Linked DNA regions of Mus musculus: region 2 is linked to region 1. A link is a loop called in an ENCODE intact Hi-C map of the cell type or tissue named here. Cell type or tissue: gastrocnemius. All regions are shown on one strand. Each heading gives the region's core, and the rest is flanking DNA. Links, peaks and the distances in the headings are about the cores only.

What was found. Peaks named below come from ENCODE experiments on the same cell type or tissue, not always from the same donor. Only the 100,000 strongest peaks of a DNase experiment are listed, where the experiment ranks them.
Region 2: a loop joins it to region 1, with 2.4 times the contacts of the local background. A loop is called at or near these places in 3 of 42 quality-filtered maps.

What each region holds. Positions count from the first base shown.
Region 1 is chr7:31,152,778-31,161,230 of GRCm38, forward strand. It overlaps a transcript of Gramd1a not described here. Among named protein-coding and RNA genes, the nearest start is that of Gm10640, 5.4 kb to the right of the region's middle. In gastrocnemius, for the core only: a CTCF peak has its summit at 3,965 (motif pointing left); a DNase peak (open chromatin) is centred at 3,957; H3K4me3 peaks cover 3,643 bases; H3K27ac peaks cover 4,264 bases.
Region 2 is chr7:31,053,876-31,062,328 of GRCm38, forward strand. It overlaps Fxyd1 (FXYD domain-containing ion transport regulator 1), which reads right to left and starts at 1,781. Exons shown (of 8, transcript NM_019503.4): 1 at 1,676-1,781; 2 at 431-495; 3 at 18-50. The coding sequence starts at 1,680. It overlaps Lgi4 (leucine-rich repeat LGI family, member 4), which reads left to right and starts at 6,060. Exons shown (of 9, transcript NM_144556.2): 1 at 6,060-6,315; 2 at 6,676-6,747; 3 at 7,203-7,274. The coding sequence starts at 6,146. Gm38984 (a long non-coding RNA gene) reads left to right here. Exons shown (of 3, transcript XR_881944.2): 3 at 3,819-3,839. In gastrocnemius, for the core only: a CTCF peak has its summit at 5,368 (motif pointing right); DNase peaks (open chromatin) are centred at 1,817, 5,416, 6,329 and 6,684; H3K4me3 peaks cover 4,023 bases; H3K27ac peaks cover 7,339 bases.

The DNA of each region.
Region 1 (8,453 bases), core at 178-8,177:
GTTGGATTTTTGTTTGTTTGTTTGTTTTAGATGAATTAAGCTGTTAAGCTTATGTGGTATTAGAGGACTTTGGGAGGCAGAGGCAGGAGGATTGCTGTGAGTTTTAGTCCCGCTTGGTCTACAAAGAGAGTTTGGACTTGCCAAGGTAATGCAGGAAACAGTCTAGAAGGAAGGAAGGAAGGAAGGAGAGAGAAAGAGAAAGAGAGAGGAGGAGAGAGAGGAGGGAGGGGAAGGGCTAACTAAGTCCCTTAGTGTTAAGTCCCACGTGGTGTTACACCCTGTTGTTCCAGCCCTCTGGAGGCTGAAGCTGGAGGACCATGAGTCTGAGCCTAGACAATAAAGCATGAGCCTGTCTCAAAAACCAAACAGGGCTGAAGAGCTGGCTTGGTGCTTAAGGACTGTTCTGCTTTGGCCACGGACCTGAGTTAGGTTCCCAGTAAGCATTTCCTCCAGCGCCAGGGGATCCAGTATCCTCCTCTGGCCTCTGCAGGCACTCACATGCACGTGCACAGGTGCTCATGAGGATGCATTTAAAAAATACACCTTTAAAAACAGATAAACTATAACGTTTACCACCAAAGGCCCAAGTGCCTACTCCTCTTGTCTCTGCCTGTCTATTGCCCTGAAGTCTGTGTGGATCACTCCTGTGCGGTTTTGCTACAACACAGGAGTCAACAAGCCAGCCTCAGTATTCAGTATCGTTGAAAGATACAACTAGTTCCCATTGTATCCTTCTACAGTTTGACTCTCCCACTTGATCATCCTTGTTTCTGAGACTTTTTTGGTGCTGGCAGAGCTGTGCTTCCTAAACATTTGGTCCTTCTCAGCATCCATAGCTGGGGAGAAACCCCAGCACACAGTTCTTTCTATTTAAGGTCAGTCTGTCGGGTTCTTTCCTTTGCTGATACTTTGTCCTTGAACCTCTTGTTTTCAGTCTCCCTGGGCTAGAAGTTGGTTTTCTTTGAAGAAGTTTTGTTTGAATGTTTTACACCCACCTGTGAGCCACAACAGGAAATAGCTCTTGTGATGGCTTACAAATATGTCTTGCCACTAGAGATGCAGGAAACCACACTTGCCCTCACTTTGTCTTGTCCTTGGTATTATTTTTAATTTTTAAAATTATTTTTAAAAAAGATGTTTTGATGTTTTTGATTAGTGTATGTGTGTGTGTGTGTGGGGGGGGGGGGAATGAAGATGTTGCATATGATGGAAACCAGAAGAAGGTATCTGATGCCCTGGAGCTGGAGTTCTAAGTGGCTGCGAGCTGCCTGATGTGGGTGCTGGGAACCTAATTTCGTTTCTCTGCAAGAGGAGCACTTGTTCTTAAGCTCTGAGCCATTACCTTAGGCTGTTTCGCACGTCAGCCTATTTCCATTTGGAAACCAAATTCTGGTTACAGTCTGCCACCTTTGCTTCCTAGTATCATCCAGGCCTCACCTACATTCAGCCTGTGCTGGGAGCCTTCTTGCCAACAGCATTCAGTTGGGCCCACAGTCACTGGTCCCGAAGCACATTCTGGGCCTTTATTTGTGGCTTGTGCTGACTTAATTTTGCTGACTTCAGTGGACTGATGCAACTAGAGCCTTTCAGGGCACAGCTTTGAGTGTGTCTGGGAGTGCATTTCCAGAGTGTGTGTGTGTGGGGGGGGGGGGGGGAGTAGCCCTGAATGTGTGCCACATAGTCCTGAGCTGGGGTCCCAGACTGAATACAAGAGGAGAAAAAGAGAAAAAGAGCATAGGCTGGTGTGCCCATCTCGCTGTTTCACGGTCCTCAGAGATGCGAGGACCTGAAGCCATCTGCTCTTGCTGCCACAGCCTCAAGACTCCCTTAGTACTGTACCTTCCTTATCATGATGAATGATACCTTTAAATCATGAACCCAAACAAACCCCTCTGTAATGCCTTCTTGTCAGGTATTTGGTTACACGTAAAAAACCATAACTAATATACACATCTATTTCATGGCCTCGAATCAGGTCTCATGGGCTCAGGCTAGACTCTAATTGAGCTTCAGCACGTTAACCAAAAGGAGCCCACACTCGAGCTGAGGCAATACAAACAACACCTCCCATTCCATTCCCAAGACTGACCTGTCCTGCGGCAGACACTCCAGGTCCAAGGTCTGAAATCGTGGTGTAGTGGGGGTGCCTGGAGGTGACTCTCCATCACTGGATGGAGTTATGTGAATAGTAGGCACCCCCAAGAGCCTCCAGGATTTAGGGGAGAGGTCCTGGACTTTGTCAGTCTGTGTCTGTTGCTCAGTTGGAGATCCTGCCGAGTCCTGGTTCCCATCCTGGGCCCCCTGGGGAGCCCAGGGCAGCAGAGGGAGAAGGTCAGCCATGAGGAAGAACTTGGACAGCAGTGTGGCCCCTAAGGGAGAGAAAGGAGATGCAAATCAGAGAGCCCTGTCCAAGTACAGTTTGGGGTAGGGGGCATTGCAGAGGTTTGAGTGATATTCCCACTGCTGCTGACATGATACCCTCATGACTCTGAGATTCTGTTTCTCTCTCGTCATACTAAAGGCCCTATAGAGATAGAATATTCCAGAACAAACAGCCAGTGCTGAGCGTCCAGCCGCATAGAGCTCAGCTCAGAGCTCACAAACAGCTTGGTAAACATCTGTTGGTGTCCCCAGGATGGGTGTCTTCCCTGAGCATTCTCTGTGGCTGTAAGGCCCAGACAGCATGCTCTCTGTACACACCAGGGCCAGGAAAAGATCCAGCCCGCACTGGGCTTCCAGCATAGCTAGCTAAGCTGGGACAGAGAAAGGCAGACTTAGGACTTCCCTTTGGTGTTTTTCTCAATGCCTCAACCAAAACACACAAAGGGAAGGTGTCTTACACAGGCAGGAGGAAGCAGGCCCCTACTCTTGACACCACTTAACAGTAGGGCTGGCAATGCCAGCCCAGAGCTTGTGTCTCCTCACAGCAGAAGACAGCAAAGGCTTCTGCAATCCAGCTCACTGGGGACCAGGGAAGGGTGACTTTGGTTTAAAGAAGACCCTGACTCTCAGGCCTGGCTTGGACCTTGCCAGCACTCTGGAGACCCAGGATCCCTACCTTGTGAGTTCTTCCTTCAGTCTTACAGGATTCAGACCTCTAGTACAAGAGAAAGTCTGGCCCTTCCTTTTCTCCCTGCGTTGGGCTGGGCCAGAGACTCATGACCTTCAGGCCGGAACAGCTAGTCTGAGTGGAGTCCTGTTACCCTGGGGCCAGCTGTTCCTGGAAGAAAGTATAGAGTGGGGGAGGGGGAGGTGTTCCTACTACCGAGGGCACCTAGAGAAGGCTTCCTTCTCTGCCCTTTCTCCTTCACTCTGCTTGTTCAAACCTCTGATGGTCTGCTGCTTGTGCTGGCCTGCAGTGTAGCTTCTGCTCTCTGCTTCCCAGAGCTGCCGCTTCAAGTTCAGAGACCACCCCGACGGTCAGAACCCTCCCCTCATCTTCTCACTCTTGTGCACATCTCTGTCCCACACCAGCATTCCACACAGAGTAAACGAGGTGCTACCCCGCCCCGCCCCCCCCCCCCCCCCGCCAATATTTATGAGTGCCCTTGTGAATGGCTCCACCGAGTGCGAATCGCCCGCATAGGTTGTGGTCCTGGAATACTTGGTCGCCAGCTGGTGGCGTTGTCTGGGGAGGTTGTGGAACTTTTAGGAGGTGGAGCCTTGCTGAAGGAAGGACATCACTGGGGCAGACTTTGTGGGTTTCTAGCTTCTTGTCACTTCCTTTCCCCGCCCCCCATTTCCCCCTGTTTCTCTCTCCTTCCTGTGTGTGGGTGGGAATGTTACCCGTCAGCTTCCTTGCTTCTGGTACCGTGTCCTGCCTATTGCCGGGCCTTTCCCACCATGATGGATTCTGTACCACTGGAACCATATGCCAGAATAAACCCTTTCTTCCTTAAGTTCCTTTTGCTCATATTTTAGCTCAGCAACAGAAAAGTAACAAAGCAATGCCCCCTACAGGCACACCTTGGGAATGCTGGGTTGCCCTCTGGTAGTGGTCTTTGGGAAGCTCTGGCAACTTTGAGAAATTAGACTTACCCAATGGAAGAAGGGTTCCTGGGGGGGGGGGCACCCTTGAGTATATCTTGGCCCTGACCCCTTTCTGTGTCTCTTTCACCCTGCTTCCTGTACCCCCGTGAAGGGAGAAGATTCCCCCTATCACACCCTCCCACCAGCATGATTTTCTATCCGTGCACACAGGGGCCAAGAGGCCATGGCTTCGATCCTCTGAGATCCTGTTCTTTCTTTAAGTGTTTCTGTCCCGGTCACAGCAGCCAGAAAAGGAATACCAGGCTGCCTTAGGCCACACCCCATCCCACTCTGCCGCGCTTCTAGAAGCCTCCAGGACTTTCCATTTGGAACTCACCACTTGGTTCTTCCTCTATTAATTTCCCCACGTCGCTGTCTGCAGCCAAACAATGCATTTCAGTTGTTCTTACTCTTGAGTGTTATAAAATTCGGCCCTACCATGTGTTATTTTCTAAGACTTTTTTTTTTTTTTTCTTATTCAGCAAATACAGTAGTGCCTCTTAACTTTGGGGGATGCTTCAAAGTGATGGCTAACACACACTTCCTGGATACATTGGACAAAGCTGTGTTCCACATCCTGGGTAGGACAGACCAGAACCTCACAAACGTTCACTCCTACTTAAGGGGGTAACACGAGTTACAGTTTATGGACTAATCATTTCTAGAATTTTCCATTTAACATTTTTAGATCACTACAGAATAGGGATCATTCATTGGAAGCCTATAACGTGAAGCCACAGACAAGAAGAACCAGGGTACTTATAAGATTCCCCCATATGTCTGAGGTTAGCTATACTTCTTCTATCTTACCCAGTATACAATTTCCACTGTAGGAATGGATGACAGCTTATGCATTAATTTTTCCATGTCCATAGACAGTGCATTTGTATTTGTTTTTGTTTCTGTTTTGTTTTGTTTTTGGTTTTTTTTTTTACTGTGATGAGTGGATTTGGAATGCTGTGCCTATGTAAGTAAGAGATCTACTCATTGCCAGCCACCCCTGCCTCATCTCCTAAACCTGATCCAGAGTGGTTGGGCTGGACCTGTTGAGCTGCTCTAAAGCCCAGAGCTGTAAGAATACTTCAATTACATCAAACCCATACTCAGTCTTGGCATTAAATGATGCCATCTTTTCCTCTTACATCAAGGAACTTAAGAGTCAACTTAAGTTCTAAAAGAGTGAAAAAAATTAATGGTGGAAAGCTGACTGTTCTGCTCTGTTCAGCCTCCTTTCTGACACAGGCCTTTCCCTAATGTGAAAATCTGAAATCCCAGACCTCTAAAATCATGTCACAAGTCCGATGGTTTGGTGCATACAAACTTTGCATCGTACATGAAATTATTAAATACGTTAGTTAAAATCACCTCCGGGCTCTGTGTAGAAGACATATATAAAACACAAATAAATTCTGTAGTGCCATCTGGGTGGATAACATATACTGCGTGGATTCTCAGGGCAAAGTTGTGGTTCACATCCCGTGTAGGATAGAGCAAGTCTGCATAACACTTCATCCTGCTACTGGAATAGAACACAGTTTTCTATTTAGAAATATTCATAGCAGTGCAAAATCACAGTTATGAAGTAGCAATGAAACAATTTTGTGGTTGGAGTTCCCACCACACGAGGAGCTGTATTAAAAGGTTGCAGAATTGGGAAGACAGAGAACCACTGCCCCATGGGGTCAGTGTCCCTCATACATGCATGGTCTTGGCCTGTTAACTTGTAGTGAGGAGGCTCAGCCTTTGCTTTAATGAAGAGCCAGTGAAGAAGTGAGGTAAGAATGTTTTACAGAGAAAGGCTGGGGACCTCTCAGTGGGTCAAACGTTTGCTTTGCAAATGTGAGGAACTGCGTTTGTATCACCAGACCTCTTGTAAAATAGGGCATTGTGTCATGTGTCTGTACTCTTAAGTATTGCTGTGGTCAGGTAGAAGACAGAGACAGGAAAATCCACAGAAACCAGCGGGGCCAGCCAGCTCTGAGGGACAAACAACAGAAGAAGGAACCTGTCTCAAAGTGGAAGGAAATGAATGACCAGCACCCAAGGTTGTTCTGTGACCTACACTCATATGCAGAAGCACACGCACGCACACACACACACATTTACACATAAGCACACTAAAGGAAAACATGTTTTATAGCAAAATACTGAGAGGTCTGTGGAGAAAAGCTCATTAGAGGCACCACAAAAACTCTGAAGGGATGGTCAGTCCAATGGGCACCCGGTGAGAAATGGTCACCCTGGGAGTCTATGGTGATTACAGAATGATCATGTTGTCCTGGGTAGCTGTCACACTGTCCCTCACCTTGGGCCTGGCACATCAGTTCCCAGAATGCACATGCCATCCTAGCCTGGGGTTATAAACGTTAGCACAGTCTATGGACATTTTGGGAGAGCTGGCTTTACAGTTAGTGTAAACTTCAGTCACAGTTGGGACAAGAGAGAGAGAAAAACAGAGAGAGAGAGAGAGAGAGAGAGAGAGAGAGAGAGAGAGAGAGAGAGAGAGAGAGAGAGAGAGAGAAACACACACAGAGAGAGAAACACAGAGAGAGAGAAGCCTAAAGACAGTTTTGAGTTTTTTTCTAAATCTTTGAATGTAATGACCTTGGAAACTGGAGAAGCACATGTAGTGGTTTGAATGAAAATGGGCCCCATAGGCTCATATATGGATGTTTGTACTCCAGGGAGTGGGACTTCTTGAGAGGGATTAGGAGGTGTGGCCTTGTTGGGGAAAGTGTGTCACTGGGGGTGGGCTTTGAGGTTTCAAAAGCCCATGCCTGACTTATGGTGCATTCTCTCCCTGTCTCCCTGTCTGTTTGTCTGTCTCTCTGTGTCTGCCTCTTTCTCTCTGTGTCTGTCTGTCTGTCTCTGTGTGTGTCTGTTTTTGTCTCTCTTTTGCTCTCTATGTCTGCATGTCTCTCTTCCTGTCTGTCTGTCTGTCTGTCTGTCTGTCTGTCTGTCTCTTTCTCTCTGACTGTGGATCAGGATGAGGAGGTAGCTCTCAGCTACTGCTCTAGTAACCTTGTGCTCTTCCATGCTCCCCATCACGATGCTAATGGACTAAACCTCTGAAACTGTAAGCCAGTTCCAGTTGAATGCTTTCTTTCTTAAGAGTTGCCTTGCTCATGGTGTCTTCTCACAATAGTACTCTGACCAAGACAGCACATATGTGGGGCTCAGTGGTTAAGAGCCCTGGCTCTTCTCACAGAGGACCTGGTTTGATTCCCAGCACCCACATGGCAGCTCACCACTGCCTGTAACTCCAGTTCCCTCAGATCCTGTGTCCCCCTCTGCCCTCCTTGGGGACATGGTACACATACATACATATATACACATATACACATATACACATATACATACATACATACATATATACATACATACATATAGGCAAACACTCATATGCATAAACTAAATAACTATTTTAAGAGACTAAGCATATATGAATAGAAATAAAATCTCAGACACAGCAGGAAAATAGGGAACAGCCCTGTTTTTCCAATATCTAAGCTCTGTGGACTGAATAATAGCCTCTCTGTTAATCAGTTTCCTGTTACTGTCATGAACACCCCAAGTGATAATCTGTAAAAATTGCTGGGAGGTTTCTGTCTATGAACCATCATCTTCACTGCTTTGGCCTGTGTTGAGCCAACATTTTGTGGGGGAGGTCCATGGGGAAGCTGATTACCTTGGGGTCCAGTCTAGGTCTCTTCTCCATTGTGTCAATGACATAACTTCCTGCTACTAGCCCTGTCCCTTCCTAATAACATCAGCTGTGAAGTGGGTTTTGAGTACTAGACCTTTGGGGGTCATTTCTGTTGTAAATGATAGTGTTGCCTTTATACTGAGTCTTCCTTTCCACATTCAGGGGAGAGACAGGGTCATGAGACTGCCCACCAGAGCCCCAGATGAGATGGGACTGAAGAGTCTGTGTCCTTCCTAGGATTCCCAACATGAAGATGGATGAGCAGTTAGCATCCACAGTCAGCCATCACCATTCTGTGTGGGGCCATCTCTACTCCGTGTGGGGCCTGGGCCATGCAGGCTTGTGTATTTCTGATAAATACAGGAAGTTGTAGCAGAGTGGTCACACACACACCTCTGGTACAGCAAGATTTATGTTTCCAGCCAACTGTGGTTCTTTGGTTTGGTTTTCTTATCTTTTCCTGAGTCCTCCCACGCACGGTGTCTTGACACTCTGCTACGCCTCACCAACATTCTCTGTTATGTGAAAGACTTCTGTTGCGAATGTGTGTGGTTTTGACCAGACCCTGTTGCATTCTTATTGCTTGGGAAAGTGCAGAGTTGTTTTCATTTTTAAGAAGGAGTTCTTGCTATACAGCCAGGCTGGCCTTGAACTGGTTATTCTCCTGCCCTCAACCCCTGAAGGGTTTGAGATTGCAGATAGACATCAGCCACTATAC
Region 2 (8,453 bases), core at 369-8,368, 99 kb before region 1:
CAGTAGCTTCCCCTCACCGTAGGTGAATGGATCCGGTTCCTGTGGAGCTTCTAGAAAGAGAAATAAAGAGCAGCGTTAGAGTAGCTCCTGGGGTCTGTAACAGGGGAAAGTATAAGGGAGCCCTTCAGGGGCACCACTGATCTTCTTGGACTGGGAGTTTAGGTGCTACTGAGCCACTGGCAGGCTGCCAGCCTGCTCTGCGTCCTGGAACCTCCAGCACTGGTCCGGCACCCTGATATCTTGCAGATTGTTCATGTTTCCGTCACCCCGGGAATCCACCTTCCATCCACCCCCGCTGTTGCCTAGGAGACCCCTGATTTCCTGTTACATAGTGTCTAGTTTGGGGTCTCTCACTGGGTTTTCTTGGGGGGCTTTTCCCTACCTCTGCCACCCACATGGCTGAGATGCTGAGCACCTCCTTTGGACTCACCTGCACTGGCCATGGAGAGGAGACACACACACAGAGCCAGGATGTGGCCGGGAGATGCCATTGCCCTAGGGAGTCAGCCAGGGTCAAGAAATGTCCTCTGCCCTGCTCTCTTTCCCTCCTAAAGAGGATCTGAACCCGTGGGGTTAAGTCAAGGACGGCCTAAGGACTTAAGTGTCAGCCATTCAAGTTGAATGGCTCCCTTGCTTCACCCAAAACCATGTCCCTAAAACAACTCAATAATAGGGACCAGGAGACCACAGCATACACAGCAGCAAGACAGATGGGGAGAGGCAGAGTCCTGGGGGGATGGGGTGGCTCCCACAGGCTACTCCCATCCGTTAGCTGGTCCCAGAGTCTCAAAACCTACCCTTGTAAGGGAAGCAAGCTGCCTCTGGACATAGGTGGGAACACTAGGCGACATACAGCAGGACATGCCCAGCCCCACCTGCCCCTACACACCTCAACCAGTGGTCTCTCTGTACCCAGGCCGTCCCAGCTCTCCTGCCCTCGGCCGCCTGCCCGCTCTCTCCCTGACCCTGGGTATAAATATCTCCCACTTCACCCGGGAGGAATTTGCTGCACACGGGCCACCATGGCAACAGCTCCCCCCCCAAAGACTCAGGGGGTCCTGTATAACACTGCTGGGGTGAGGCCCAGCCAGGAGCCACATCCCTACAGGCCACCCCATCTCCTTTTCTTGAAGCTGTGAGAAAAGGGGGAACATCCCTCTCTTTGTCCACCTCTGGGTGACATCTTTCACAACAAGACTTTAGGCCAGTGAGTGACAGGCGGCCCATGCCTGAGAGAAGTCAGATGTTGTTTCAGGGACACACATACGGGCACAGACACATTTATGTACAGGTACACACACACACACAGAGTGGGTGTAGCTGGAACAGGAGCAAACAACACCCTCTCCCCAAACTGTTGATTAGAGAGCGCAGGGTTTAGACATAAGCACATTCTCTCGCTCTGGGCCTTCTGTGCCCCCCAAACAGAGACAGAAACAGACCTATACAAATGAGTATCTGAGCCTCACCCCCTGCCAGGGGTCTCGCAGTGGCCGCTGAAAAAGGGAGGAGTCTCTAACTCTCCCGCCCCTGTGCAACCCCTGTCCCCACACTCTCTCCTCCCTCTTGGGTCAGGCCTGCCTGAGAAGCCACAGGCTGGCCACTCTTGTTCCCAAAATAGGCCTCCCAGCTAGGGGAGCTGAGGGGCCCGGAGGGAGGGCTGGGGGACGCTCACCCCATTCACGCTGTCCCCTGTTGACAGAAGACCCCCAAATGTCCAGCTGTGCACCCTAGGAGCTAAGCACTTTGGACCCCCTGGCCCAGAACTGGATGCTCCACCCCCGCAGGCTCCCCTCCTGGCCACACCCCACTCTTGCCCTCCCCAACGAGCAACTGAAACTGGAGCCCAGGCTGGAGGGGGGCCAGGGGGCGGCCCCCAGCCCAGACTGCCCTGGCCCGCTAGCTAGGTTAACTCTCTCAGCACAGTCCCAGGAGCAGCATGTGATTGCGTGTGGACTGGACTATGAGAGGACACACACACACACACACACACACACACACACACACACACACAGAGAGAGAGAGAGAGAGAGAGAGAGAGAGAGAGAGAGAGAGAGCGCAAGAGAGAGAGAGAGAGAGAGAGAGAGCACAAGAGAGAGAGAGAGAGAGAGAGAGAGAGAGAGCGTGAGCGCCAGACCAGGGTCAGAGTGTGTTTTCTGCTAGGTTTCCTGGGAATCAGCCCATCTGGGGACTAAGGTCACACAGCCTAAGTACTTTCGAGGCCACTGACCTCTGACCCAGTGTTCTGCCAGCCTTTGATAACTAGAGTGTTGTTTTGTTTTGTTTCTTTGATTTTAAATGTGTGGTGCTTTTATTTTGCATGTATGTTGTGCTGACTCAAAGTCACCAGGAGTAACACACACACACACACACACACACACACACACACACACACACACACACAGGCTATCTGTGCAGTGATATAGTTGGGCTGTAACAAGACTCGGGAACCAGAAGCAGAAGGATAGAGAGTTCAAGGTCGGCCTGGCCTGTAGAGTAAGTCTGAGGCCAGCCTGAGCTACATAGAGAGATATACAACCCTTCTTTTAAAAAAAAAAAAAAAAAGAAAGAAAGAAAGAAAAAAAGAAGGAAAAAATTACATTGCCGTGCTTCTGTCTGCAATGACACACAGTGAGATACTATCACACACAGGCCGCAGGAACACATCAACGACAGACTCACCCAGTCCTCCCATTCCCACACCACAGGAGGTGAGGGCTGTGAGCTTGAACACACAGCTGAGCACATAGGAACACAAGCACAACAACAAATTGACCGTGGCGGCTCCTCTTCCACATGGCTGTCTGCAGTGCACACACTGTATACATACCCCGTGCATGGGTCACCAGTAAACTGGCACACAGTAAAAAGCTGTCTATACTGTCACAGACAGAGGACCATACCCTCAAAGGCCACAGACTTACATTTCATCTTGAAACCCCCATGCCCTTAGCTCAGATAGCCGTGTCAACACCGTGGGGAATCACTTCCGATGTTCTCCCAGGCCAGACCACTCCAAAGGCTTTAGAGACAGAGAAACCAGGGGCCAAGCATGGGTTCAAGGTTCTTGTTATGTGACCTTGGACTGATCTTGATACCTCACTATCCCTTCTCCTGTCCTGGACTACAAAATGGAGAAGCTGCTAATACCGTATCTACAACTCCTGGCCAGGCTCAGAGGTCCATGAACTTGACATTTTCTTGTCATCTCCATTTTAGAGATTGGTAAACTGAGGTCTAGGTAGCCAGAACTGATTTTCCTTAAGACATCTGACTGGTCAACCAAATGTCCCCAGTCTTAAGCAAGCAAACAGCAGCCCAGACCCTGCTCTACAGACCCTGTCACTAGTCTCAGAGATCCCTGTGTCCCAGTATCCCTGGTTAAAGATAACCCTGGAGTTTACACAGAGCCAGGGAGGCGAGACAGGCAGTTAGCTAATTCCAGACCAGTCCAGCCAGAGTGACTCTGAAGAGCTTACTGCCCCCAGGGTGTGACAGCACAATGCTTTATTGCTGTGTGACGCTAGGCTGATGACTTAGCCTCTCTGTGCCTCAGTTGTTCCTTCTGTAAAATGGAAAGTATTTGCCACAGAGGGAAGTGGTGTGATTATCTAGAACAATCCGTGCGAAGCAGCAAGAACCCTGGTTGGTGCACAGTAAACTTCTGTTTGCATTTACAAAGTTCCAGGTTTCCACTTCATCTTTCTCATGGCAAACTGGAGTGAGGTGCTGCTGGAATGGGTCAGGCCTGTCACTGGCCCCTTTGTGGCCCTAGCAGAAAGCTCTCTAATTGTTCTCTCCTGTTTGTTTGGAGACAGGCTGTTATTCTGCACCCTGTCGTTGGCTTCAAACACACTATGTAACTGAGTCTGTCTCTGACTTGTGACCTTTCCTGCCTCATCGGCTGACGACTGGGACTACAGCTGCCATCCCCGCTCTGAACCTCAATCCGTGTCCCTGTGTATGGCTGGAGATGTGGCTCAGTTTGCAGAGTGCTTACTTAGCACCCCTGGAGTCCTGAGCTTGGTCCTCCGCATCACAGAACCTGGCAGTGATATCACAGAGGAGGAGGCAGGAGGGTCAGGAGATCAAGGTCACCCTTGACTATGTACCAAGCTCAAGGCCAGCCTGAGTTACATGAAATCCTGCCTAAAAAAAAGTTGGCCCCAAACCTGACTGATCCTCAAAGCTGTTTTGTTCCCTCACTGAGTCCTCTCTTCAGTCTGGGGATGGATGAATAGTATGAATTATCCCACTGACAAATGGGGAAACTGAGGACCAGAGAGACTAAGTAACTCTACTGAGGCAACACAGGACAGGGCAGGACCCCAGATCTGTTTGGCTGCTGTCCTCCGACAGCACTTCAATGGCAAGAGGCTACCTGTTCCTCAGCCTTTTAACTCCAGGCAATGAAGCTGCCGCTCCTACTGAGCTAGAACCGACAGGCCCTATGAAGCTGATCATGTGTCTCATGCCTCAGTTTGCCCCATTTTAGGAGCCAGGATTGTAAATCAGGGATGGCAACACCCCACCTCACAAGGTTGTTGTGACATCAGTGGGCTAACACACAGAAAACCTGGCACACAGTCGAATGTGGTGGCATGTCATCCAGCACTTACGAGGCTAAGCTAGGAGAACCTTGAGCTTGAGGGCTGCTTGGGCTACAAAATGAATCACGGACCAATCTCAAAAGCAAACAAGCAAGAAAAAGAACAATAAAAAACAAACAAGCAAACAAACAAACAAACAAACACAGGGGCATGGGAAGGACCAGGATGTTAGGTGAGTTATGTGTGAGTTACAAATTTTTCTTGTTTAACAGAGGGAAACTGACCGGGCTATGGTGGTGCATGCCTTTAATCCCAGCACTCGGGAGGTAGAGGCAGGCGGATTTCTGAGTTCGAGGCCAGCCTGGTCTACAAAGTGAGTTCCAGGACAGCCAGGGTTATACAGAGAAACCTTGTCTTGAAAAAACAAACAAACAAACAAACCAAAAAAAAAAAAAAAACAACAACAACAAAAAACAAAAAAAAAAAGAAAAGAAAAAAAAACATAAAAAACCAGACAGAGGGAATCTGTCTTAGTTTCTAAAAGGATGAAAACACCCAGTTATCCACAAATCCTTGAATTCCAACCTCCAAGGAGAGGACACAGAACAATACGGAGGGGCCCTGAGCCAACGTCCTGGGGCTGTAAGTTAGTCATGAGAACGACATTGAAGCTTTAGGACGAAGCTCGATAGATTTGATGTGGAAGAGAGAGGTGGCATTAGTGTTTGTATCCAGTCTTGGATTTCATAGAGTTAATTACAAGGGATCTTCTGGAGGAGGTCTGGCTTTGGGGCAGGGCAGCTGTCCTACCGATGGTGACCACCAGGGGGAGCAGCTGGCCTGGTGCTGGCCTGGTGGTGCTTTGGTGAGTGGGTGGACCACACCCTCCAAGAGAAGGGGCTGGCCAGGAACAGCTAGGATATCCCCCATCCCCCAGTGGCTTCTCCTCTTAGCCCTCCCATCTGCAGTCTGCAGAGCCATCTGGTCTCCACCCTGGGGACATCCTTCCCACTCTCCCCAACTGGGGTTGAGTGGGGACTCTGATGAGGGGGTTGGTTGGAAGTGCCTAGGGTGGCAGCCTTGGCAGCCCCGCCCCCTCAAAGGCCATTCAATTCTTTTCCTGGGCCTTTTCTTCTGATGGCCTCTGACCTCCTCCTTCCTACCCTTCTGCTAGGCACATCCCAGGCCACAGCAAGTGAGATCAGTGTGGGAGGACACCCAGAAAGTACTGGAAACTTGAAACAGGGAAGGGAAGTGAGAGTTAGGACAGTCAGACAGACAGACCATCACACACACACACACACACACACACACACACCCCAGAGACCTAAAGGTCAAACCAGAGAGACAAAGACAGAAAGGCAGAGATCACAGAGGATGGGAAATAGAATAATAGAAAGATAGGGAGAGAAAGATATTGATAGAAAATCGCACACTCCAGATACAGGAAGAGAGGCACAGGCTGGAGGAGGGAACAAGGCCAGCCAGCCACAGGACAGCCTGGTCAGTAGCAAGATCGAGAGGCATCCCACGGAGATGTAGTGATTTGGGTCTGGCAGTGTGGGGACAGAGGGAGCCTGGGCTGGGGCAGGGGCATGGGAGGGGCGGGCATCTTGTTGTTCCTGTTGGCTTGGGCTGGGGCAGGAGTGGCCTGGAGTCCCCCCAAAGGAAAGTGCCCTCCACACTGCTCCTGCTCCAAGGAGAACACCCTGTGTGAGGGCTCCCCCGAGCTGCCTGAGAGCTTCTCCACCACGCTCCTGTCACTGTGAGTGCCAGGCCCTATGTGGGCCGAAAGGGAGGGAGGAGACCTGAGACTCCAGGATTTGGGGTGGGGTGCCAAGGTCTCTCAGAATCTTGGACACCAAAGAATTCCAGCCTGTCTGAAAGATTTGGAAAGGTGCAGGTTGGGGGGGGGGTTCCCGAAGGCAAGGGGGAGCAGTGGCAGCACTTATCCAGGGGCTGGATGCTGCCAGGGACCTTGGCCACATGTGTAGGGGGGAATAGGAGACACCCCAGGCCAACATGGCAGGCCAAGGCCTCCAGAGCAGCCAAGGCCTCTGATTTGAGAGAGGAGAATTGGAATGTTTTTTTTTTTCTGCTCACTAATCTCTGATCGTGTCCCCAGCTCTCTCGTCAGGATGGGGGTCTCCCGGCTGAAGGCTGGCAGCTTCTTAAAGATGCCGTCATTGCACCTGCTGTGAGTGTGGCCTGGCTGGGCTCACAACACACTGCTTAAGAGAATAGGTTTTCTTGCCTGGGGATGGGAGGCTGTGTGCATGCATGCACTTGTGTGTGTGTGTACACGTGCGTGCATGTGTATGGTGTGTGTTGCATGTATTTTGGGGTGTGTTGTGCTCATGCATGTGTGTGTGCACATGTGTGTATATGCGTGCACTCATGTGTGTGGTGCGTATGCATACATGTGTGTGGGGTGTGTGCACGTATGTGGGATGTGTGTGTGCTCATGTATGTGTGTGTGTTCCCACACATATATGCATGGGGCTTTTCAGACACCTGTGAGGACGTGTGTGCATCATGTGTGTCAGTTCAGATAGCTCCACGCTTGTATGTGTGTCTTTGGGTTGGATGGGACTAAGGGTACAGTAAGATACAGGTCTGCAACTCTGACAACACTGCCCTGCCCTTCCCCAGCCTCTTCACATCCAATACCTTCTCTGTAATTGAGGGTGATGCCTTCATCGGCCTGTCCTACCTGCAGTACCTGTGAGTATAGCCAGAGGTTGGGAAGGGTGGGCTTGGAGGTATGGGAGAGCCTCTCTGTGACTCTCGGAGGAATGGGAAGGAGGGAGGTGGTTTGCAGATGGAGCCACCTGGACAATGGTAGGCTCCTAGGAGGAAGTCTGCAGTGTGGGCAGCTCAGGTCAGAAGTAAATCTCACCTCTGTGTATTTCAAGAGTTGGAAAGAAAGCTGGGCCTGGTACTCAGGCCTGCAATCCCAGCTTTTTCAGGAGATCGAGGAAGGAGGATGGCTAATTCAAGGCCTGTTTGGGCCCTGTCTCATAAAGAATAAGAAATAAAATAAACTAAAAGACTAGAAGTGTATCTCAGGAGAAGGTGCTTGCCTAGCATGTGTGAGACCCCAGGTTTCAGTTCTAGCCCAGAAAACCAAGATTCAACAAAGGACCAGACTCCATTTTCCTGACGCAGGGCCACTCCAGGAAGGCAGTGTACAGAGAGGTCAGCAGCAGCAAACATGTCAAATTACTGGGACACCACTTATGCATTGACCATGTGACAGTAGGGGATGTCGAGGCTGGATCAGATGGCAGAGCGGGTGACTGTAGGACAAGGTTGAGGTCCTGCTGGTAGCCTGGTGTCGCTGGTGTGGATGATGGTCTGTAGGGGATGATGGTCTGTCCCTGGTAACTGTTGGAGGAGAAATGGTGGTTATGTTGCTACTGATGAAATGGGAGGGACGTCGACCAAAATGACTGCCACAATAGTGTTGGTGTTATTAGAAATATCTACAAGGTGTATGGGGCTGGTGCTTGTGCATATTATAAGTGTAGAGGTATGTGATATAGTATGTGCTGATGTTGATCATGGCTATAGATGGAATGTGGGTCGTTTTCTAGGTTTGTGTTTTGGGGGCCTTTTTTTTTTATTTGTTTGTGGTGTTTGTTTTGTGGTGCTGGGAATGGAAACTGGGCAAGCTGGGAAAGTAGTTCCATATCCCTCACTGGGGCATTCGAGGCAGCGGCTCTACCACTGAGCCATCCCCTCAGCCCCTCACTGAGGGATTCTAGGCAGGGGCTCTACTACTGAGCCACGACCCTAGCCCTTTACTGGGGGATTCTAGGCAGGGGCTCTACCACTGAGCCACACCCACAGCCCCTCCCTCACTGGGAGATTCTAGGTAAGCACTCACTATCTCTGAGGCAT